5 separate regions of the Homo sapiens genome follow, and regions 1, 2, 4 and 5 are each linked to region 3. The links are chromatin contacts, found by Hi-C or POLR2A ChIA-PET in ENCODE. All regions are on one chromosome and are shown on one strand. Each heading gives the region's core, a stretch centred on a gene start or an enhancer-like site at or near the end of the contact. The rest is flanking DNA. Distances are from core to core; before and after follow the strand shown. Region 1 has its middle 240 kb from the start of MIR4791. Region 2 has its middle 230 kb from the start of MIR4791. Region 3 holds the start of SATB1 (SATB homeobox 1). Region 4 has its middle 42 kb from the start of PLCL2. Region 5 holds the start of RAB5A (RAB5A, member RAS oncogene family).

What was found. Hi-C counts contacts between places; a loop is a spot of excess contacts on that map. ChIA-PET counts read pairs that join two places held with the same protein, here RNA polymerase II (POLR2A). Pooled maps may share reads with other maps.
Region 1: a loop to region 3 is called in a pooled map, with 6 times the contacts of the local background. The contact joins the enhancer-like site here to the promoter of SATB1 in region 3. A Hi-C loop is called at or near these places in 2 of 37 single-sample maps with no recorded cell type and 1 of 50 pooled maps.
Region 2: a pooled map shows a loop between it and region 3 (4-fold over the local background). The contact joins the enhancer-like site here to the promoter of SATB1 in region 3. A Hi-C loop is called at or near these places in 2 of 37 single-sample maps with no recorded cell type and 3 of 50 pooled maps.
Region 4: a pooled map shows a loop between it and region 3 (2.8-fold over the local background). The contact joins the enhancer-like site here to the promoter of SATB1 in region 3. A Hi-C loop is called at or near these places in 4 of 50 pooled maps. POLR2A ChIA-PET finds 5 or more read pairs at or near these places in 2 of 52 experiments (A673 and activated B cell).
Region 5: a map of B cell shows a loop between it and region 3 (5-fold over the local background). The contact joins the promoter of RAB5A here to the promoter of SATB1 in region 3. A Hi-C loop is called at or near these places in 2 of 168 maps with a recorded cell type or tissue (B cell and ascending aorta) and 17 of 50 pooled maps. POLR2A ChIA-PET finds 5 or more read pairs at or near these places in 1 of 52 experiments (activated CD4-positive, alpha-beta T cell).

The regions. Positions count from the first base shown.
Region 1 is chr3:19,557,957-19,561,772 of GRCh38, reverse strand. No RefSeq gene overlaps it. Among named protein-coding and RNA genes, the nearest start is that of MIR4791, 240 kb to the right of the region's middle. Within about 2 kb of position 1,897, at least 3 of the 41 ENCODE cell types and tissues checked have a DNase peak (open chromatin) inside an H3K27ac peak, as active enhancers do.
Region 2 is chr3:19,540,959-19,545,153 of GRCh38, reverse strand. No RefSeq gene overlaps it. Among named protein-coding and RNA genes, the nearest start is that of MIR4791, 230 kb to the right of the region's middle. RefSeq lists an enhancer at 2,249-2,338 and a silencer at 3,558-3,727. Within about 2 kb of position 2,258, at least 3 of the 41 ENCODE cell types and tissues checked have a DNase peak (open chromatin) inside an H3K27ac peak, as active enhancers do.
Region 3 is chr3:18,423,505-18,427,402 of GRCh38, reverse strand. It overlaps SATB1 (SATB homeobox 1), which reads left to right and starts at 2,064. Exons shown (of 11, transcript NM_002971.6): 1 at 2,064-3,776.
Region 4 is chr3:16,840,715-16,845,177 of GRCh38, reverse strand. No RefSeq gene overlaps it. Among named protein-coding and RNA genes, the nearest start is that of PLCL2, 42 kb to the left of the region's middle. RefSeq lists an enhancer at 2,613-2,862. Within about 2 kb of position 3,162, at least 22 of the 41 ENCODE cell types and tissues checked have a DNase peak (open chromatin) inside an H3K27ac peak, as active enhancers do.
Region 5 is chr3:19,945,596-19,949,514 of GRCh38, reverse strand. It overlaps RAB5A (RAB5A, member RAS oncogene family), which reads right to left and starts at 2,418. Exons shown (of 6, transcript NM_004162.5): 1 at 1,994-2,418. It also overlaps a transcript of EFHB not described here. RefSeq lists enhancers at 1,134-1,733, 1,780-1,829, 2,350-2,399, 2,261-2,430, 2,356-2,525 and 1 more.

The DNA.
Region 1 (3,816 bases), core at 648-3,147, 1.1 Mb before region 3:
GAGAAATTTATTCCTTCACAGTTCTGGAAGCCAAAAGTCCAAAATCAGTATCAGTGGCCCCAAATCAAGCTGGGCTGCACTCTTTCTGGAAGTCCTAGGGGAGAATCCTTTTCTTACTGCTTCCAGCTTCTGTGGCTGCCAGCATTCCTTGGCATGTGGCTTCATCACTCCAATCTCTGTCTGCCTCTGCCTTCGCATTTTCTGTGTGTAATCTCCTTTTTCCTCTTTCTTATAAGGACTCTTATTGCATTTTAGGTCCCACCTGAATAGTCCAGGATAAGACCCTTAATCACAACTGCAAATATCCTTTTTCCATTTGCAACTTCCTGGGATTAGATGTGGTATGTTTGAGGATATTATCCTACCAACTATAGGTAACTAGCGTCTATCTGAGGAACCATATACTAGGGAACTTCACAATTTTTTTTTTAACATTGAATCTGTTTCCCTATTTGAAAAAGTCCAGGGTAAAAGATAGTCTCTGTGTTGACAGGATTCAGTAGTAAGAAATGAAGAATATATATATATATAAAACACATAGTATATATTTAAAGTAATATATATTATTTTAAAAATCATATTTATTGAGATATAATTTATATACAATAAAGTATAATCCTTTTAAGTGTTTTGATAAATTTTGGTAAATTTATTCCCATATAAACACCATTGCGATTAATATACAGAACATTTTATCATGCCACAAAAGTCCCTTGTGTTTGTCCCTAGTCAGTCCTCTCCTCTCTTTACCTTGGTTCCAGGCAATCACTGATCTGCTTTTTGTCTTTATAGATTAGATTTGTTTTTTTCTAGAGTTCTATATACATGTCATCACATAGTATGCTTCTTCCGCTCAGCATAATGCTTTTGAGATCCATCTATGTTGTTGCGTATATTAATAGATTATTTCTTTTATTGCTGAACAGTATTTTGTTCATCCATTCCTCTGTTGATGGGCATGTGGGATGTTTCCAGTTTGAGACTGTGATGAATAAAGCTATGATGAGCATTTGTATACAGTTTTTATGTGTGGATATATTTTTTGTTTGACATATGTTCCTTCTTTAGAATCCATCTCCCCATTTAATTTTCCATGACTTTAGAGAGCCATCCCTTAAAATGTACAGACATGAACAAACTTGGCAATAAATGTGGTGACAGTTTTTGTAGGACTTCCTGCCTTTCCTGTTTCTATAATAGAGACAGAGCAGCCACTTCAAAGACTCCTACTTTTCTTTCAGTTAGGATTTAATCCTTTCAACTAACCAAGCAGACAGTAATTCCATTGAGAAAACAAAAGAAATTGGAAGGGATATGAGAGCTTGGAAGTATAAGCAAGTAATTATTTGATTCAATCAGAGGAAGAACCAATCTTAATGGGGATATTGCTGGCTAAATTAAACTGCAGGGAATCAAACATGAATCTAACTTGAAATGTAACCGACTTTGTAAGCCACAGAAAGTTCACGCTCCATTAGTGTACTTTGTTCTCTCTTGCCATAGAACTCTTAGAAGAGCCCCTAGACAGATGGTGTTAATATGGAACCATTGATCAATCATATGATTGTTTCTTTTTCTCATGACACAGGTGATTTTACAATGATTTGGAATATCAACAGTCAATGAATTCACACATACGCTGTATCTCAGTGGTTGTGAGAATATCTGAGGTTAATTCTAACCTAGCTCCTAACTTTTGTTCTAACCCAGAGAAAGGTACTGAATACATTAAGGTTCCTTTGAGAAGAGAAAGGTAGAACTGAATATTTTAGCTGCTGTGGCAACAGGTGCCATTTACATCTGGTAGTTTTATTCTCAGAGAAAAGAAAACTGAGCAGAACTAAAACTGAGAAATGAAACTCGGTCACAGAAATGGGAACAAGATAGAAGGAGGGAAGTAAAATATGTGGTCCCAAGACCTCTGGCTCAACCTCTGTGCAGAGGATTTAATAGCAATAAAGCCAGAATTCCCAGTGTGGGGAATTTTCATTTCCACCATTAATTATATCTGCATACTGAGTTACAGCTAAGAAATTTTGAGGTATTCTAAAACAGTGTTCTCATTCAATTTCCCCTGACAGATAAAAGATAGAAACTTATATTAAATATAAACAACAGGTATCTTTCTATGTTCCCAATAGTAACATATTGGACTGTGAGAGTTAATACAACTGTCTAAATAGATCACTATTAAAAACACAGACTTTGAGAAACGGGCTATAATTCTTTGGTAATTGTGTAAATATATAACTAATTATTTTTCTTCTTTCAAGTGGCTATGTCAAAAAATTAGTGCTTTCTTCTATTGCCTTTCTCCTTTCATTTCCCACCACTTTCTGCATTTACTTTTTTCCTTTGTATTCAAGTATGGCTGAACGCTGGGTCCAAAACTGCTTTCAGGTTTTGGGGAAACTTTGATTCTATGTACATCATTTCAAGCTCTTTAAGAAGCCTAGAAGTTCTGGATATTGATAATGGTCCTTTAGTCCATTCTGCTGAGTCAGAACCTGGAGAGTCAGAGGAAACTAGAGATTAGATCTCCTTTACCTAGAATGGCAGGTCCATACAGATTTCAGATGGCCTTGCAGAATACAAAGTTAACCCTGAGTTCTACTGGAAGATATATTATCTTACAAAGTAGTAAATATGGCAAATATAGAGAACATAATTTAGAGATTGGTTTGGTGTCAACAACATTTCTGAATCTTGACACGGTTCCTATGATACAAAACATCTGATCCCAGCTTTTTATTCATTGATGCATTCATTCCCTCATTTATTCACTTGTTTAACTACACAAATATTTAGTAATTTCTGTGTTCTTTATGGATATAATAGTGAGAAAAATAGACAAAGTGCCTGCTCTCAAAGAGTTTACAGTGTGATGAAAAAAGAAACATTGATTGATAAAATACGTAGTTACATTTTTAATTTAAATCCTTTGAAAAAAGCTCACGGTGTTATAAGAGTATAAATCTTAAATGGTGACATTTGGCCTGGGACCTGAAGGCTGAATTGCCAGATGTATCTTATTAAAATTTCCAGTTTCATATTGAAATTGTAGTAGAATCTAGTCTGCACCCAGGTTGTGAAAAACAATAATTTTATGCAGAAGAGAATAAAGAAGGATTATAGTACCTGCCTTTTGATATCTAAACTTAAGAGGGCATCCCAGCAGTTCTTACATCTTTTAAGATTCGATGCCATCCCCATCAAGCTACCAATGACTTTCTTCACAGAATTGGAAAAAACGACTTTAAAGTTCATATGGAACTGAAAAAGAGCCCGCATCACCAAGTCAATCCTAAGCCAAAAGAACAAAGCTGGAGGCATCATGCTACCTGACTTCAAACTATACTACAAGGCTACAGTAATCAAAACAGCATGGTACTGGTACCAAAACAGAGATATAGACCAATGGAACAGAACAGAGCCCTCAGAAATAATGCCACATGTCTACAACCCTCTGATCTTCGACAAACCTGACAAAAACAAGAAATGGGGAAAGGATTCCCTATTTAACAAATGGTGCTGGGAAAACTGGCTAGCCAATATGGAGAAAGCTTAAACTGTATTCCTTCCTTACACCTTATACACACATTAATTCAAGATGGAGTAAAGACTTAAATGTTAGACCTAAAACCATAAAAACCCTAGAAGAAAACCTAGGCAATACCATTCAGGACATAGGCATGGGCAAGGACTTCATGTCTAAAACACCAAAAGCAATGGCAACAAAAGCCAAAATTGACAGATGGGATGTAATTAAACTAAAGAGCTTCTGCACAGCAAAAGAAACTACCATCAGAGTGAACA
Region 2 (4,195 bases), core at 1,009-3,508, 1.1 Mb before region 3:
AAGCACATTGATGGGTCAAGAGATTAATTCATTTAGAGGAAAGGTTAATTGGATAGGTATGTGATAAAGACCTCTCAAGGAGATATTTTAATTGACATATCACTAGTGAGGAGAATAAGAAAGAAGAGTGTGATAAATTAGAGGATTTCAATTCAATTTTTTTTTTGTAATTCCCCAAACAATTTTTTTTATTATTATACTTTAAGTTCTAGGGTACATGTGCCCAATGCGCAGGTTTGTTACATAGGTATACATGTGCCATGTTCGTTTGCTGCACCCGTTAACTCGTCATTTACATTAGGTATTTCTCCTAATGCTATCCCTCCCCCAGCCCCCAACTCCCAGACAGGCCCCAGTGTGTGATGTTCCCCGCCCCGTGTCCATGTATTCTCGTTGTTCATCTCCCACCTATGAGAGAGAACATGTGGTGTTTGGTTTTCTGTCCTTGTGATAGTTTGCTTAGAATGGGGGTTTCCAGCTTCATAATGTTTTTTTTTTTTTTTTTTTTTTTTTTTTGCACTGATCTGACTCTGTGCTAACTAGGGTGAAAGAAAAAGATGCGGTTTCCTGAAGAGTTTTGAGGGAGAGAAGCAAGGACAGTCTAACTGCCCAGTAATAGCTTTTTCATTTTGTACATAGACCATTTTCCTCACTTTTTCCATTGTCTATCAAAATTTTCTGTAAAAGAAATAAAAATATGCTAGAGCCTTTGTATTCTGTGGATTAAAATAAATATATTGCACTTATCAGTAACTGTAGAAGAAAGACTTGATCCCCATTAAAGGAATTTTAGGCCATGAAAAATGTGTATGGACATGGGAGTCAATTTATGACATTTTTACAGAGAAGAAAACCTTGTTTAAAAGACCATATGCTAAAGATAGCTTTAAAAATATAATAAATCAACCATGTTAGTGAAAAACATAGTTTTATTATAAATAGTAATTCTGATGATGTTTTTGCATACAAGCACTCATTTTAAAAATACTATTAGGTTAGTGCAAAAGTAATTGAGTTTTTTTTTTACATTAAAAGTAATGTCTTTTAAAACTGCAATTACTTTCACACCAAGTATATCAAGAATGCTATGGTTTGGATATGGCTTGAGTTTGTCCCCCCTAAAACTGATGTTGAAATTGTTGGTTCCCAGTGTGGAGGCATTGGAGGTGGGGCTTAGTGGGAAGTGTTTGGGTCACAGTGGTGGATCCCTCATAAATGGTTTGGTGAGTTCTCACTCAGGCAAGATGAGATTCGGATTCGTTCTCATGGGAATGCCTTAGTTCCTGCAGAGTGGGTTGTTATAAAGCCAGGATGTGCCGGCCCTCAGGTTATGAATCTTTGCTTCTCTGCTTCCCCTCTGACCTTCTCCCATGTTATGAGGCAGCAGGAAAACCTCCACCAGAAACTGAGAGAATGCCACTGCCATGCTTCTTGTATTTTCCCACTTGCAAAATCACAAGATAGACTTATTTTCTTTACAAATTACCCAGCTTCAGATATTCTGTCACAGAAACACTAAACAGATTAACACAGAGAACTTTACTGTTTAAAAAGTAATTTTAATACGTTATTCCATTTACTTCATATCGAATGATCTTATGTAAATAGTATTTCCTTGTGTCAGTGGTCAGAATCTACCCTTCATTGCTCTGCTTGTGATACTACTGCTTGTGATACTGAACTGGATCTTGTAAATATTTCCTCTTTGTCAGTAGAGGGTGCTGGAGAGACACTGCAGAGGAAAGGGCTTTTTTCGTGGGTTCTGTGTCCTGCTTCTTTGATTGGCTCCTGTGGTACAGAGTGACCAGTGGTGTGTTGAACACCAGAGCCATTTCTCACACCAACCTTGGTCCACTTGAACCTCTGGGTGGATTTGCTGTTTGCCCAGCATGCATTTCCCTCTGGCCTCAGTCCAGTGACAATGGACCACTTCTTATCCAGGCAACCCAGCAAACCTCTTATTGGGCTATGTCTACCCCTTTTTCAGAAAGTCTGTATCCTAGCCTTGGAAACTTTCCAAATTTATTCCTTCCTTGGGTACCCTTTCTCCACCACAGGATGTTCTTTCATCTTTTCTTAGAAACCTATGTTCCATAATAATAATTATTTATTTTAAGCACTTCCTGTTCAAGTTACTGTGTGGTTTCTGTCTTTTGACTGGACCTGATACATACATACCTCATGTAGCAGATGCTTTTTGTGCTCTTCTCATACACACTCACGGTTCCAGGCTCTGCCTAAGACATTTTACTGCAAATTCCTGGGACTCTCTGCTAATGTTTTGTCTTTATATTTGCATAAGGACAGGCCAGATGTATGGTTAACATCTCTGGGTGCAGCCTTTAGCCATTGGGACAGATGGGACTTGGAGGATGAATAATCCAGCTTCTTCTTTGTTAGGTTGTGCAACTCATAAGTCATGTTCTGTAATGTCGTCTGGAGCTCCTTAGAGTGATTGAACCTCAGTTGCTCACAATGGTTACCTGCTCAATAATACATCACTTTCTAGCTTCCTTTTTTCAGTCTCATCTTGCCATTCCCTAATCAGTGTTTCCTGAATTTGTCCTCCAAATAAACTATTTCACCAAAATTTTTATATCAGGATATGCTTCTAGGAGAAGTCATATGGAAATATTCCAGTCTCAGAGAAAAGGGAATGAAGAGTCTGAGAATTTGTTTTGTTCAAAGCCAGATAGTTAAGCAGTGAAGTAAAGAACTCAGTTTATCTCAGCCCAAGTCTCACTCTTTATATTTACTTCAGAAAGTGTCTTTATAAAGACAGTGTTAACTACGTGTTAGATAAATGCAGACCTATTATTGTAGTCTAAATACATAAACCCTAGAGTATAGGTGTTGTACATATAACTCTGTAAAGTATTGCCCCATCAGCCACCTAGGCAGCAGCATTAAGATATAGAAACAGTTTCTAATAACAGAAAACTTTCTTTTTTCATTATTTCATATACGATATTTTATTGTCAGTAGGTACCACCTCTCCACAGTCAGATAGTAGATTATCAGTTGTTTTTTATAAATGTGGTTAAAACAGCACAGTGCTGCTCTTATGGCTTATATATGGAGCTGGTTTTGTGTTGCAGTATAAAGCTCTGATTTCTGAACACAACAACCATGTTTAAGCAAAATGAGGAAAAACATTAGGTAGTTTTTCCATGGGACACATTGTCTGTAGTCTTGAGGGAGGAACTTCTGTCTCAGCTCATGGTTCACAAGACCTACAATTGTGATCTGCTCTTGTAACCAACAATTATTCTTTTCCCAAGCTCAGACTCATGAAACTGAGATATGCCAATGATATCTGAGGAATAAAATCCTTCACAATGATATCTCTAAGCTAAACTAGAAATGATAGAATAGACGGCATTTTGGGGAGCCTATTCTAATCAGAAAGTGATATGTCCATCAACTAGTATGGTTTTAAAACATAGAGGAGTATTTGAAGTGGAAAGAAGATGATGAGTCTCCAGGAGGAAGGTTGATATTGATACACATCTTGTTATACACCTATACATAACTATATGCACATTCCTTCTTGCTTAAACCCTACTTCAGCCAATGCTGGGTCCTTTGTCGACTAGACTAGAGCAGTAGTTCTCGAACTTTAGCTGGTATCAGAAGCACCACAGGTTGCTGGGCCCTACCCCCAGAGTTTCTGATTCTGTATGTGTGCTACCCACACAAACTAAATCAAACTCTTTGTGGTTAGAGCCAGGAATCTGTTTTTTAAAAGCAACATAGGTAATTCTAATGGGTAGCCAGAGTCAAGAACCAGTGTTTGGGTATTTCTTTTTTTCTTTTTCTTTTCTTTTTTCTTTCTTTCTTTCTTTTTTTTTTCAGACAGAGTCTTGCCCTGTCTCCAGGCTGGAGTGCAGTGGCGTGATCTCTGCTCACTGCAATCTCTGCCTCCTGGGTTTAAGCGATTCTCCTGACTCAGCCTCCCAAGTAGCTGGGACTACAGGCGCCCGCCACCATGCGTGGTTAATTTTTGTATTTTTAGTAGAGACGGGGTTTCAGCATGTTAGCCAGGATGGTCTCCATCTCTTGACCTCGTGATACACCCACCTCAGCCTCCCAAAGTGCTGGGATTACAGGTGTGAGCCACCGCACCCGGCCTTGTTCAGGTATTTCTAAGCCTTTAACATGTGCACAAATTACCTGAGAATCTTGTCAAAATGTA
Region 3 (3,898 bases), core at 815-3,314:
GTGTGTGTGTGGACCACTATAATTTTTCTTTATTTTTAAATGTTGCTATTGTTTGTAAATTTGTACAACAAGGCACTAGAGTGCACAGTCCCTACTGAAAACAAGGCAGGTTTCAGGGAAACATGTCAGGCATTACTAGTTTGAAGCAACTATTAAAGTATCCATATTGGAAATTTCAAATTTAACCTACCATATTTCTATTTCTTATACTTTAGCTAACATATCTTCCTTCAGATTTCCCCACATTTTAACTTTTAAAAATTTACTATCATTTGGGCTTTTTACTAAAAATTTGCCTTAAATTTCTTTTCCTATTTTTGATGCTGTGTTTTCTGTTTATCACATGTTCATTCTTTTGCTCAAGGCTTGGGTTTGTGTGCCAAGATTCACGGTTGCCTTCCCAGATTTGGCTAACCTTTCTGGTTTGTGGGTGAAACGTGGGTGCTATTAGAGTGATATATTTTCATTTTGTTTCTCCTAAACTTACTCTCCCCTAGGAGGCCATCATTTCCTACACTTTTCTGCTTTACCTTTTGGCTTTTCTTTAGATTTGTAATGTAAACAGTGTGCCTAAGAGTGTATTGGTGGCTTTACAGAGCTTAATTTGCAAATTTCCCTTTTATCTCAGTACTTGTGCTAACTTGTTGCTTTTTTATGTGTAACAAAATGTTTATCTGACTGATTTTTCTCTTTTCCCTACCAGCAAATTCTGAAAAATAATTCTTGTTTTTTGTTAATGATTAACTGCCTTCAGGGTGCTAAAATGGTAGAACTAAAACCTAAGCGATAAATGAGGCATTTCTATTTTGGGTTACATTGTAATATTCTTTATTTTTACATGAACTATATTTAATAGATTGTCTAAATAATAGGATCATACTTATGTGGTAATGACCATTTATCTAACTGGGTAACCTACCCTAGATTACAGCAGAAGTGTTTATTGCTACAACAGATGTATTTACCAACCCAAACTTTCCTCTTTTGCCTAGCGTAAATTATTTGAAGAATGATGGCATCTTTTCCTTTATAATAACAAGTCAGGTCTCTTTCAAGTGACCCAAATTTTGTTTAACTCGGCCACGTATTTCTTCTTCCAAAGTATTCTATGGCTCAGAAGTGAGGGCGATTTGAACCAACGTCTGACTAGTACAGAACGCTCTTACTCAGTTCTTTCTAATGTTGGCTCCTCATAGTTTAAGGACCACCCTCCTTAGAGGATAAACATTCCGAGCGTTTCGAGGCTCCTGGCCTTTATTGCTGTACACGTTTCTGCACCCTCCGCGCTTCCCCGGAGAGAACTGCCTTCCGTCTGTACCCCTCCAGCCACTTCCTGATGGCTCCCTACCTCATTCCTCAGCGCCTGTCACCTGCGTACCCGCGCCCTTCTCCCACGGGGCCGGTGCGTCTCCCTGTCCCCCCACCTCGCCTGTCCCTCTGCGACGCTCCAGGCGTACTCCTTTTTGTGGCTTTTGTGGCGTGTGGGTGGTTGGTTAGTTTTCTCCCCTGGCCCTCGCCCCCTCCTCCCCGTCATTTTCCTTCCCCCCGCCCCCCGTGCCCGTCCTGCCCGTCCTGCCCCTCCTCCCTCCCACTCACACACCTGCCCCTGCCGCCCGCGCGCCGCGCGCTCCCCTCCCCGCTCCGGCGGACGCTGCCAGGGAAGCCCCCTCTCCTCCTCCCCTCTGCGCCCTCCCTGGCGCGTCTGGCGGCGGCCGGCGCTAGCCCTCGCACAGCGCCCTGTTATTCTGGGTATTGTGTGTAATAAATGTCGGGCCGCCTCACTCTAATCAAGCTCATTACAAATTCTTGCGCGCCCGGGGCCGGAAATCGTGCGCTCCCCCCATTCCCTCACTCATTCACTAGTTACTTGTCTTTCGGCTTTTTAACTCGCCGCCCCCGCCCCCTCCCCCAATCCCGGCCCTCCAGCCCGGGTTTTAATCCCCATCCCTTTTCCGCCCGCTCCGTGCACCCTGCCCCCCCACGCCGCCTTCCTCCTCGGCTCCGCACCCCCTTCCTCCTCTCCTCCCCCCTCCTCCTCCTCCGCCGCCGCCGCCGCCGCCGCCACTTTCTCGCTCGCTCCCGTTCCCCGGACGCGGCGGATGAGCCGGCCCCGCTGGGGAAGGCTCCGGGCGGCGGCGGGCGGCCGGGAGGAGGCTGCGTGCTCGGGGCTGGGGCTGCGAGCGGGGTGATTTTGTATTAAAATGAGGAGGAGGAAGAAGAGGCACCCACAGCGGCAGCGGCGGCGGCGGCGGCAGCAGCAGCAGGAGCAGCGGCGGAGAGGGCTGCAGCCCGGGCGGACGCGCGGAGCCGAGCGGGGCACGGCGGCGGCAGCGACAGCGGCCGGGATGAGTCAACTAATAATTTAATGGGGGCAGAGACGGCAGCGAGGGGTAGAGCTAGCGAGGGAGAGAGCGAGAGAAGCAGCCCCGTCCGGGGACTCGCGCTCACACTCACGCACACACACAAACACACACACACCTCTCCCTGTGCCACCCAGCAACACCCGGCCTCGTCACAACAACAACAGCCGCGGCCGCCCTCTATCCTGCCCGGGGGCCCAGCCGAAAGCCAGGGCGACTCTAGAGGACGCTGCCCGCCCCCCTCTTTCATTTCGGGAAACTCCTGATCAGTTTTGTCGGGGTTTCTGGGTTTCTTTTCCCCCAAAGTCCTAGTGCCATTGTGGTGCTCGTTGTTTACCTCGGACTCTGGACGAGTGAGAGCTTGGCGACTTTTTGGGGGGAGGGGGCGGGGAGTTTGTCGCTGCCTAGGCGGTGGAGGTGGCTGGGGGTGCCTTCTGATCTTCCTCCTCCTCCCCCTCCCCCCGAACCTCTTCTCTCCTCACTTGCTGGGACCCCAGACGCTCACAGCCCCGCGTCAATGGGCAGGGAGAGGGTCCTTGCGGCTGTTGTCAGCGAGGGCAGAATCAAAAGTGGCATTTTAGTGCCTTTCCGGGGCTTTTCTCGCGACCCCCTGCCCCCCACCCTCGCTGTCCCCCGCTAGATGCCCTCGTTGGGGGTGCGAGGCTGTGGGGAAAAGTTTAAGGTTTGTTAATATTAGTCGCGATTGTTGGCGAGGGGGGTGGGGGTGATTGGAAGGGAGGCGAGGTGGCCTTCCCAATGCGCGTTATTCGGGGTTATTGAAGAATAATATTGCAAGTGACAGCCAGAAGTAGACTTTCTGTCCTCACACCGAAGAACCCGAGTGAGCAGGAGGGAGGGAGAGACGCGAAGAGACCTTTTTTCCTTTTTGGAGACCTTGTCCGCAGTGATTTTTTTTTTTTTAAGAGAATCCTCAGTCACCACGTCGTTTCCCCAGCACCATCACAGTGTACAGCTCATAACGGGTTTTGCTTTGTTTTTACGATTTCCCCCCAACGAATCACTTGTCAGATCAATTTTATCTTCTTCCTCCTCCCTGCTTCCCACTCTCCCCTCCTCCCCATCGCAAACCCTGTTCTCTGAGGTTAGACATTTTACAAACCCCTATATGTTGGTTTTCGAATTGTGATTTTTTTTTTAAACCCCTTTCTCATGGCTACTCTTCTAGACGTTTATTTCTGCCCTTCCCCCGCTTAGGGGGGCGGGGGTAGGGGAAAGGAAAATAATACAATTTCAGGGGAAGTCGCCTTCAGGTCTGCTGCTTTTTTATTTTTTTTTTTTTAATTAAAAAAAAAAAGGACATAGAAAACATCAGTCTTGAACTTCTCTTCAAGAACCCGGGCTGCAAAGGAAATCTCCTTTGTTTTTGTTATTTATGTGCTGTCAAGTTTTGAAGTGGTGAGTTTCAGGTCGGTTTTGCTAATTTCACTCAGTAAAACTGCAGTGTTTCTGTTTCTAGATAGTACTTTGCTTCTTTGTCTCTTTAAAAGGTCACAGTGAAAGCTTGGCCTGGATCGTGC
Region 4 (4,463 bases), core at 1,913-4,412, 1.6 Mb after region 3:
GTATTGAACTCACTCCAGTCTCAGTATTTCATCAGCTTTTCCTCACATACCTCCTTGGACTATGTTCTATGCACTTAGTATCTATCCAACTCACCAGCAAGCAGTTTAGGGCCAGTGATTGCCTCTGACAGACTCTGCTTTCTTCCCCAGAGCCCTTTGTTTAGTTTACATAGAGTGAGTGCCTGGTTATTTAATAGCTATTGAACAAAACTCTGTAGAGTCAAACTTTATTGTCTAAAGGTAACACAAACTTGCCCTTTACATTTCCTAATTTTTGTATTTGATTCTGCAACATCCTTATTGCATGAGTTCTGGGATTTTGCCATCTCTGGGTAACTCAATTATAATCTGCAACTCTTAAAGTCTACAACTTGCACTCTGTCAGTAATGTCCAATGGAATGTCCTATATTTCTACCTGTGCTGTCCAGTTTAGTGACACCTGGCCACATGTGGCCATTGGGCACTTGAATTGTGTCTAGCGCAACTGAATTTTTAATTTTATTTAATTTTCATTAATTTAAATAGCCACATGTGGCTAGTGACAATTGTACTGGACAGTGCAGGTCTAAGTATTTATGAATAAAAAAAGAAAAGAAGATAAGACAGTATCAGCCCCAGAGCTTTTCAATAGCCACTCTAAACTGTAAATAATTCACAAAAGTATTGAGCTGCGAAGTCACAAGTTTCCATGGCCTTCTCACCCATACGACATACAGTTTCAGCTAGGTGTATATCTACTGGCTGCCTGTTGACAAACATTCCTATTTTTATTACCTCATCTAGAATTCCAAAAGCCCAGCTCAGGTGATTACACAGGGAGACAGAATAAAATTCTCCCACACAGCACTCCCTAATAACTACAGGTGATCTCATGAAACCAGCTCATACTTGAGGGTCCCATTTGAAGAACCCTGCCAAGACCTCTATTTTTATCTTTATGTATGTGATTTCCTATTTTAGCTTCAAATAAGTATTTTACGAAAAATAATACAATTACCGGCCATAATGTGTGTTAATGAAGGGCAGGCATAGCAAAGATTCATCAGTTCACCCATAATCCCTACCTCAGACAAACATTCCCGTCCTCACCAAGGTATCCCAGTTAATATGTGGACAGGTTGGCTAATGTCAAACTCAGCCCTTAACAAAAATAAGAGATAACAATTATTGAATGTTTATAATTCTTAGAAGCAATCAATATGTATTATGCTATTTATTGCATTCAACAATCCTTTGAGGCAGCTATTACTATCAATCCCATTTTACAGATGAGGAATTGAGGCACAAAGGGGTTATAGGATGTGCCCAGGTTAATGAAGCTAGCACTTGCAGAGCCAGGATTTGCACCCAGGCATTGTAACTCCACTGCTTGTACTCTTAATCACTCTACTATTTTCTTACTGAACCCCACCTGAGGTATTTATACTAATTCATCCATTCATTTTAAACTCAGTATGTAATGAGCACTAGCTTCTCATGTGTATCAGGCACTGTGCTAGCTATGGTGTGAACAAGCAATGGGTTCCCTTGTACAGCTATAGCCTAGGACCCTAAGAACTCAATCACATTGGCTGATCATCACCACTGGGTTTGCTCCGAGGATCTTATCATCTACATGAGAGGGAAAGATCACTAAGGAAAAAAGACCATTAGGCACCATTAAGGACACACGTCAGGTGAGTGTTAGGAATATATTTCTTAGAATATCAGGTTTAGGGCTGAGCCTTAAAGACTTGAATGAATGATTCAAACTTTAAATGAATTAAACCCCTAATAGAATAAAGAGGCCAACCCAGGGCAATTTCAAGCCTACCCAGCAAAACCCCAACTTCCCTCAAGGGGCAACCCTTCCTGCTCCCTAAGTGGAGTGCGTGGAATGTGCCTTCTCTTAGGAATATCCTTTCCCACTTCTCCACCTGGCTGACTCCTTCTTAGACATCATTTAGGACTTTGCTACTTGAAATGTGGACCTTGGACCAGCAGCATTGGCATTACTTGGGAGCTTGTTAAAAACGCAAAATCTCAGGCTCCACCCAACCCTGCTGAATCAGAACCTGCATTTTAACACGATCCCCAAGTGCTTTTTGCATCCGTTACAATCGGAGACGCACCAAAGTAAGACATAGCTCAGATATTATCACTTCCTTGAACCCCTGGCTTCGGTGAGGTTCTTCTCCAGGGAGTGCCCACAGTGCCCTGGTCTTGGGCCCACCACAGCACTCACCACACTGAAATGTGTTTGTTGGTTCTCTGTCTCCTACCTGGATGGGCAGCAAAGGTGTCTTATTTATCTTGGCTTCTCCAGTGCCTATAACAATACTGAGTAAACATCAGTTGAAGGAACGAATGAGTGGCTCTGAAGAAAGGTGAAAGCACTCTGGAAAATTAGCATTATGTTGCTAGGAGCCCATCTGGAACCTAATACTTGACATTTCTCTCTCTCAGCTGCTCCAGCTGCCCCCTGCATACATGAACGATTTCTCTAAATGCACCTAACTTCAGCCTTCAGGCCTGAGCCAGCGTTTAGGGTTCTCTGAGTCTTCTGCTTTTAAGCCACCTCATCACGGAACCCAGTAGGAAAACCCCAACAAACAAGGGCGGGCCCTCTGCTGCTTGGCACAGCCACCTCAACAAAAGCTGGGCACTTCCTGTAAGGCCCAACCCTGGGCCTGGCATCCCATCCTGCAGGGGGATCGCCCCTCTCCCTACTTCTGCTCACCACCTCCGGCACTTCCCCCGGTTACTTGGGTTGCTGCAGGAGCTGGGAGCACACCTTGCAGCTGCGGCAGCTTCAGAAGCTCAGATTTAACAAATGCTGGGCCGGCCTCAAAGTTAACTTCAGTTCAGTTTTCAAAGATCCTGCAAACAGCAGAAGGAGACCAGCCTGCTTCTTGTTTCTTGTCAAAGAGCGCTGTTCCCTAATTAGCCTCTCATGCTAACTTGGGGGAGCATCTCTATTCTTAGATAATACAGAAAACTGGTTTTACCCCTTAATAGTGTCTTTCTTTCTTTTGTAAATAGTTTTTTAATAAACATTTTGGTAGCTACATGAGGTTGGGTAATGCCCAAGGCTTTACCAACCTCATTGTGATATTTTTTTCACTTGTAACATATGTGACCACAGATGCTGCCACAGGCGTCACGTGGCCCCCTCACTGTAGCTGGGAGGGGACACACCTCCCATTTCCCTCTGACCACTGGGCTTTGTCTTTTCTCTCTCCTGTCTAAATTACTGAGCTGTCAGATCTAAAAGGACTGTAAAGAATAGAGATGTCATTGCCCTCTTATTTTAAAAAATTAGTAAAACAAATTGCTTTAAGTTTTCTAAACTTTTCAAAGCATTTTTAATGCAATACGTCTACATGCTAATTGTAGAAAATGTGGAAAAGCCAGAAAAGCATAAATTACCCATAATGCTACAATACAGAGAAAAATCACTCAACATCTCGGTAAATTTCTCACTAAACTTCATGTATCCAGAATAATGCATGTGAATGACTAGCGATGGAGCTGTCCTCCACCTTCCAGCCCCCACTGATACTTCAGGAACTTGGTAATAATACAAACCTGCACTTTATGCAGTTTGGAGTTTTATTCCTACTTACAAGATTATGAGTGGGTTTATTGTACTTCTATAGTTGAGCTGAAACTACGGCAGTCCCTTCTCACCTGCACTTTCACTTTCCAACGTTTTAGTTATTTGCAGTCAACTGCAGTCTGAAAATAGTAAATGAAAAATTCCAGAAATAAACAATTCATAAGTTTAAAATCGTGCAATATTCTAAGGTGCTTGATGAACTCCCACGCTGTCCCACTAGGTCCTCCTGAAATGTGAAATATCCTTTTGTCCAGAATACCCACGATGTATACCACATAGTAGTTGTTTTGGTTATCAGTTTGAAAAAACAGAGAATATATAGGATTCAGTACTATTTGAGGTTTCAGGCATCTGGTGGGGGGTCTTGGAAGGCATCCCATGCAGATAAGCAGATAAGAGGGGACTACTGTGCATACAACTTTGTATACTTCCTTTTTTTTTTTTTTTTTGCTTAAAGGAATATCAAGAGAATTTGCTCATGTTAACACTTTTTTCCCCCATTTTCTAATTTGTCAAATGAGTTTAAATGAGGTGATAAAATTGTTGGAAGTTGGGAGGTTACTAATCTGTTGTAATAAGATTTAAATAAAATAATATATTTTCAAAGTGCTTAGCTTGGGGCCTGGCATATAGTAAACTCTTCATAAATGGTAGCTATGACCATAGATTATTACTAAAATCTCATTTTAATGCCAGCATATTTCATTCTAAGTAGCATATTTAACCACCCACCCTTTTATTGTTCTGAGCTTGTTTCCAATTCTCCCCATTAAAAATTGTAGCACTGCAAGGATATCTTTGAGTATAACTTTTTGTTTCCTTTACAAAATTATTATTTCTTTAAAATAGATGACTCGGTTGAAA
Region 5 (3,919 bases), core at 1,169-3,668, 1.5 Mb before region 3:
AATACGTCTTTCACACTGGACAGAGTGGCTTATACCGGTAAATCCCAACACTTTGGGGGTGAGGCAGGAGGACTCTGAGACCAGCCTGGGCAACACAGTGAGACCCTGTCTCTATATTAAAAACAAAAGAAAGAAATATGCCTTTCCCATAAAATGAGCTTATAATACGCTCTTCATAATGAATTCCCTAACATGTCCACGAGATCTTAGTTCTTAAGGCAATGAAACTACCTCCTTGCCTTAACTAAACACCAGCTTTTTAGAGTCCTTATCTTTTACCATTACATACTGAAATATTTACAGATTTATTGACGTAATATCTGAGTTGCTTCCAAATAACAAGGTATAAATAAAAATGCCCCCTCCTCCACAAACATACCAGATTTAGGGGTGTAATCCTGGCTATACCAATTTCCGTCTGGGCAAACTCTTTAATTTCCAAGTTTCTATTCCCATAATATCTAACTTGCATAGCTGATGTGACAATTAAATAAAACAATACATGTAAACAATCTCTAATATACATAGTAGGGATTGAAATTGCCAATAATGTGCTCCTTTGATAAGAAAATGATAAAATATCAATAGAACATCATATATACTGAAAATGCACCAATACATCTTCAGATATTACACACAATCAAAACATTTTCCATTTGTCTTTTTATTTAAGAAAACAAGAAATTACTTATCAAGGACAATATGCTCCAAATTTCTACGGCACTTCCAAAATTTTAGGGAAAATATCAGACTCCCATTAAAAAAAAAAATCAAACAAGATTCTGATTTCACTTTGACTTTTAAGGTTTAAAGCTACTTAATTGTGGCTACTCCCCCTAAGGATCTCAAACAGGAAATAACTAAAGTTAATGGTAAATATACACTTAGCATAACACTAAGGTTAAAAATTACGTGCATTCATTTGTATTCACTGCTTACTGAAACTTCTGTTTTGCAAAACAAGAATTTTGCATAATATACATTTGTAATCTTTTGAAAATAACTGTTATTCATTCTATAGTTAAAATCCTTCTAAGGGTTCTTTGATCAAAAAATTGACTGGGCACTTATTTTGTGCCAGGCACTGTTCCATTTACTTTGTTTATACAAATGCTGAGTTATCACTTCCATTTTACTTTAGGAATAAAGTTTATGAGCAGTCTTGAGTATTCCCAGAGGTGTACAAGTGTTTTTTTCTTATTATGTGAAAGGCAACTGATTGAACGCTTTGATTCCATTTAAGCAAGACAAAAACCAAGTATGTGAACTATGACGTTCAGAACTTAACAAGTTTGAAAGTCTCAGAGGTAAGCAGCTTCCAGGGAAGATAACGCCAGAGCAAGTTCCATGGTCTCTACCCAGTGAAGGAGTTCAGCGGTCCTGTTATCTTGAATTTATTTAACGCTGTAGTTCACTACCTTCCAAACAGAAAACAAGTCTCTAGACAGCCTATTTTGACGAGCCTCCCACCCACCGACACTACTCATCTTTGGAAGTTGAAGATAGGCGGAGCTCCCCACATTGACACCTGCAGTAGGCCCAGGTTCCTGCTTGGAGAGCACCTGAGTAGCTAATAGCCAACTACAGATCGCCTGGATAAGCAGCACTCGCCAGGTCCCTTGGCCTTTCCAACCTCCTCCCCCGAACCTGCCTTGCTTTGACCGAGACCCCCAGGACTGCCAGGACGGAGACCAGGCGGAACCGCGGCCTCCAGTACACTTTCCACGGCGCCATCTTGAGAAGGGAAAGGGTGACACCCGTCGCTCCCTCAGTCAGTCCCCAAATCCCGGTCTCCAGAGCCCCTGGAGGATGAGTCACCAGGGCTGGCAGAACAAGACGCCGGGTTCGATAGTTCTCTGGTCCAGGGCACTGCTGCGCGTGAGGGAGAAGGGGTGGGGGGTCTCAGTACCGGCAGGGCCGCGGACAGGCTGGGGACCGCGGATAACCTGGGGTCCAGGCCCCCGCTGCGCAGGAGGAGGGGCGGTTCGGTTACCTGAGACCGCAGCAAGCCGAGCTGCGGGGCCGAAGCTTCCTGGCAGCAAGGCCCAGGCGTGGCCCGTAGGATGAGAGTGTATCTATGGCGGTGGTGGTGGCGGCGGCGGCGTCGCCTGCTCTTAGCGCCGCTCCCCTCACACTGGACTGTGCGGGGCTCGTGCCGTGGTGCCGCCCCTGTCGGGCTCCGTCTCCGCCTCTCGCCGCTCCCCCTTCCTCTTTCCTTTCTCCTCCTCCGCCGCCGCCGCCGCCGCCGGCGCTGGAGTTCCGACTAATTCTTCCTCCTCCTCCTCCCTCTGCCTCCTCCCCTAAGGCCAGCCGCCGGCTCCTTCACGAACCAAAACACAAACACTCAAGTCCCACCGCCGGAGCCACTTCCGCTGCCCGGTGCCGGCCCCGCCGCCACGTCGCTGCACGCAGCGAACTGCGCCACTTCGTCACTTCCCATCATCGCCAGTCCGCCTGCTCCTTCCGCTTCCTCGCCCCTTCCCGAATCCCTCCCCGCCTAGGTTTGTTCGCGGGGCGGGGCGAGGCAGGATGTCACGTGACCCTGCGAGTGGCTCAGATCCGAACTGGCCGCCTTTCTCCCCTTCCCCCACCCCAGGTACGCGCGGCCACGCCCTCTCCAGCGCCATTGTTATTTAGGCTGGGGGGTCTCTGGGCTCCTGGCGGCCGGGGTCGGGGGAAATTCCTTTACTATTCTTTGGGGGAAGATCAAAATAACTTGTGTTTTTTTGTTTGTTTTTTGTGCCCAGCCCTTGTGGGAGCGGCGAGGTTCCCTAACCCCAATCCTGGCATCTCGGCTAAGGGGCTTTATTAGAGGGAACTTGTCTAGCACGAGAGAACCTCCTCCCACAAAATGGCCCTGGGGTTGGGTAGGTCGGTAAAGGCTGCTAAATCGCATTTACCCCAAGGAGGAAGAAAGGACCCTCCCTATCCCAAAAGCCGCCTTTAGGCGCCTGACAATAAGAAGTCGCTTCTGTTAAGAGTTTACGTGGTTTTGGTAGGGGGCGGGGAAGGCCAAATCCTAAAATAGTGTCTGCCTTTTATTCAGAATTTCCCTTCGCTCTTTACTGTACTAAACGCTTTACAGGAATTATCCCATTGAATTCTTACACTCGAGTCTTTCATTCTGAAACTAACTTGTTAATCGTCTGTTCCCTACATTCGAATTTTAGCTCCCCTTGGTGGTCCTCACCGCTGTAAATCTATGTCTAGCCCAGTGCCTGGCAGCCAAGTCTTCAGTTCTAGTTGTAGATGTTTTATAGGTAAAGAATTTGAGACACAAGAGATTGAGTAACTTGTCCGAGATCACGGCTGTGTGGTGCAGAAGCTGGATTCTGATCTGCGGCGGGTTGGCTCCAGAACGTGAGTTGTTGAACACAATTCTGGTGAAAGACAACCCAAGATGTTCGTTACCCTCCACGGGGGACCTACTGAAGATGTGCTGCTTTAGTTGAATCCCACACCACATTCAGTCTCTGGCGAGGCTTCAGCCACCACCCCCTCCCCAGCCTCCGCCAAAAAAATTGTTTTGATAATTTAGTGGAAGAATATTAAATTGATTTTCCTTCAGAATAAAGGCTACTTTTCAGTTTGCAGTTTACAATGTATAGCTCTGTTGTAAGGGCGAGAATATTGTCTTTGAAGTGTACCGGGTTAAGGTATCTTATGGGCGTACAGTCGGCGGCATTGTGCAATTAAGATGATTTGAACTTTGAACAGCCCGTCTTTCAGATCAACTACCTAGTTGCCAGAAGAACGTAATGTGTCATACGTAAATGATACCTGTGGCATTTTATTCTCAAGGAGTTGTTCAATATGAACTATTAATCATGGTAATAGCTCTGGGACAATCCCAGGAGGAGTCAGGAAATAGGATATGTGACATCAGTTTTGTCATGTCAACAGTATGCCCAAAACGAAA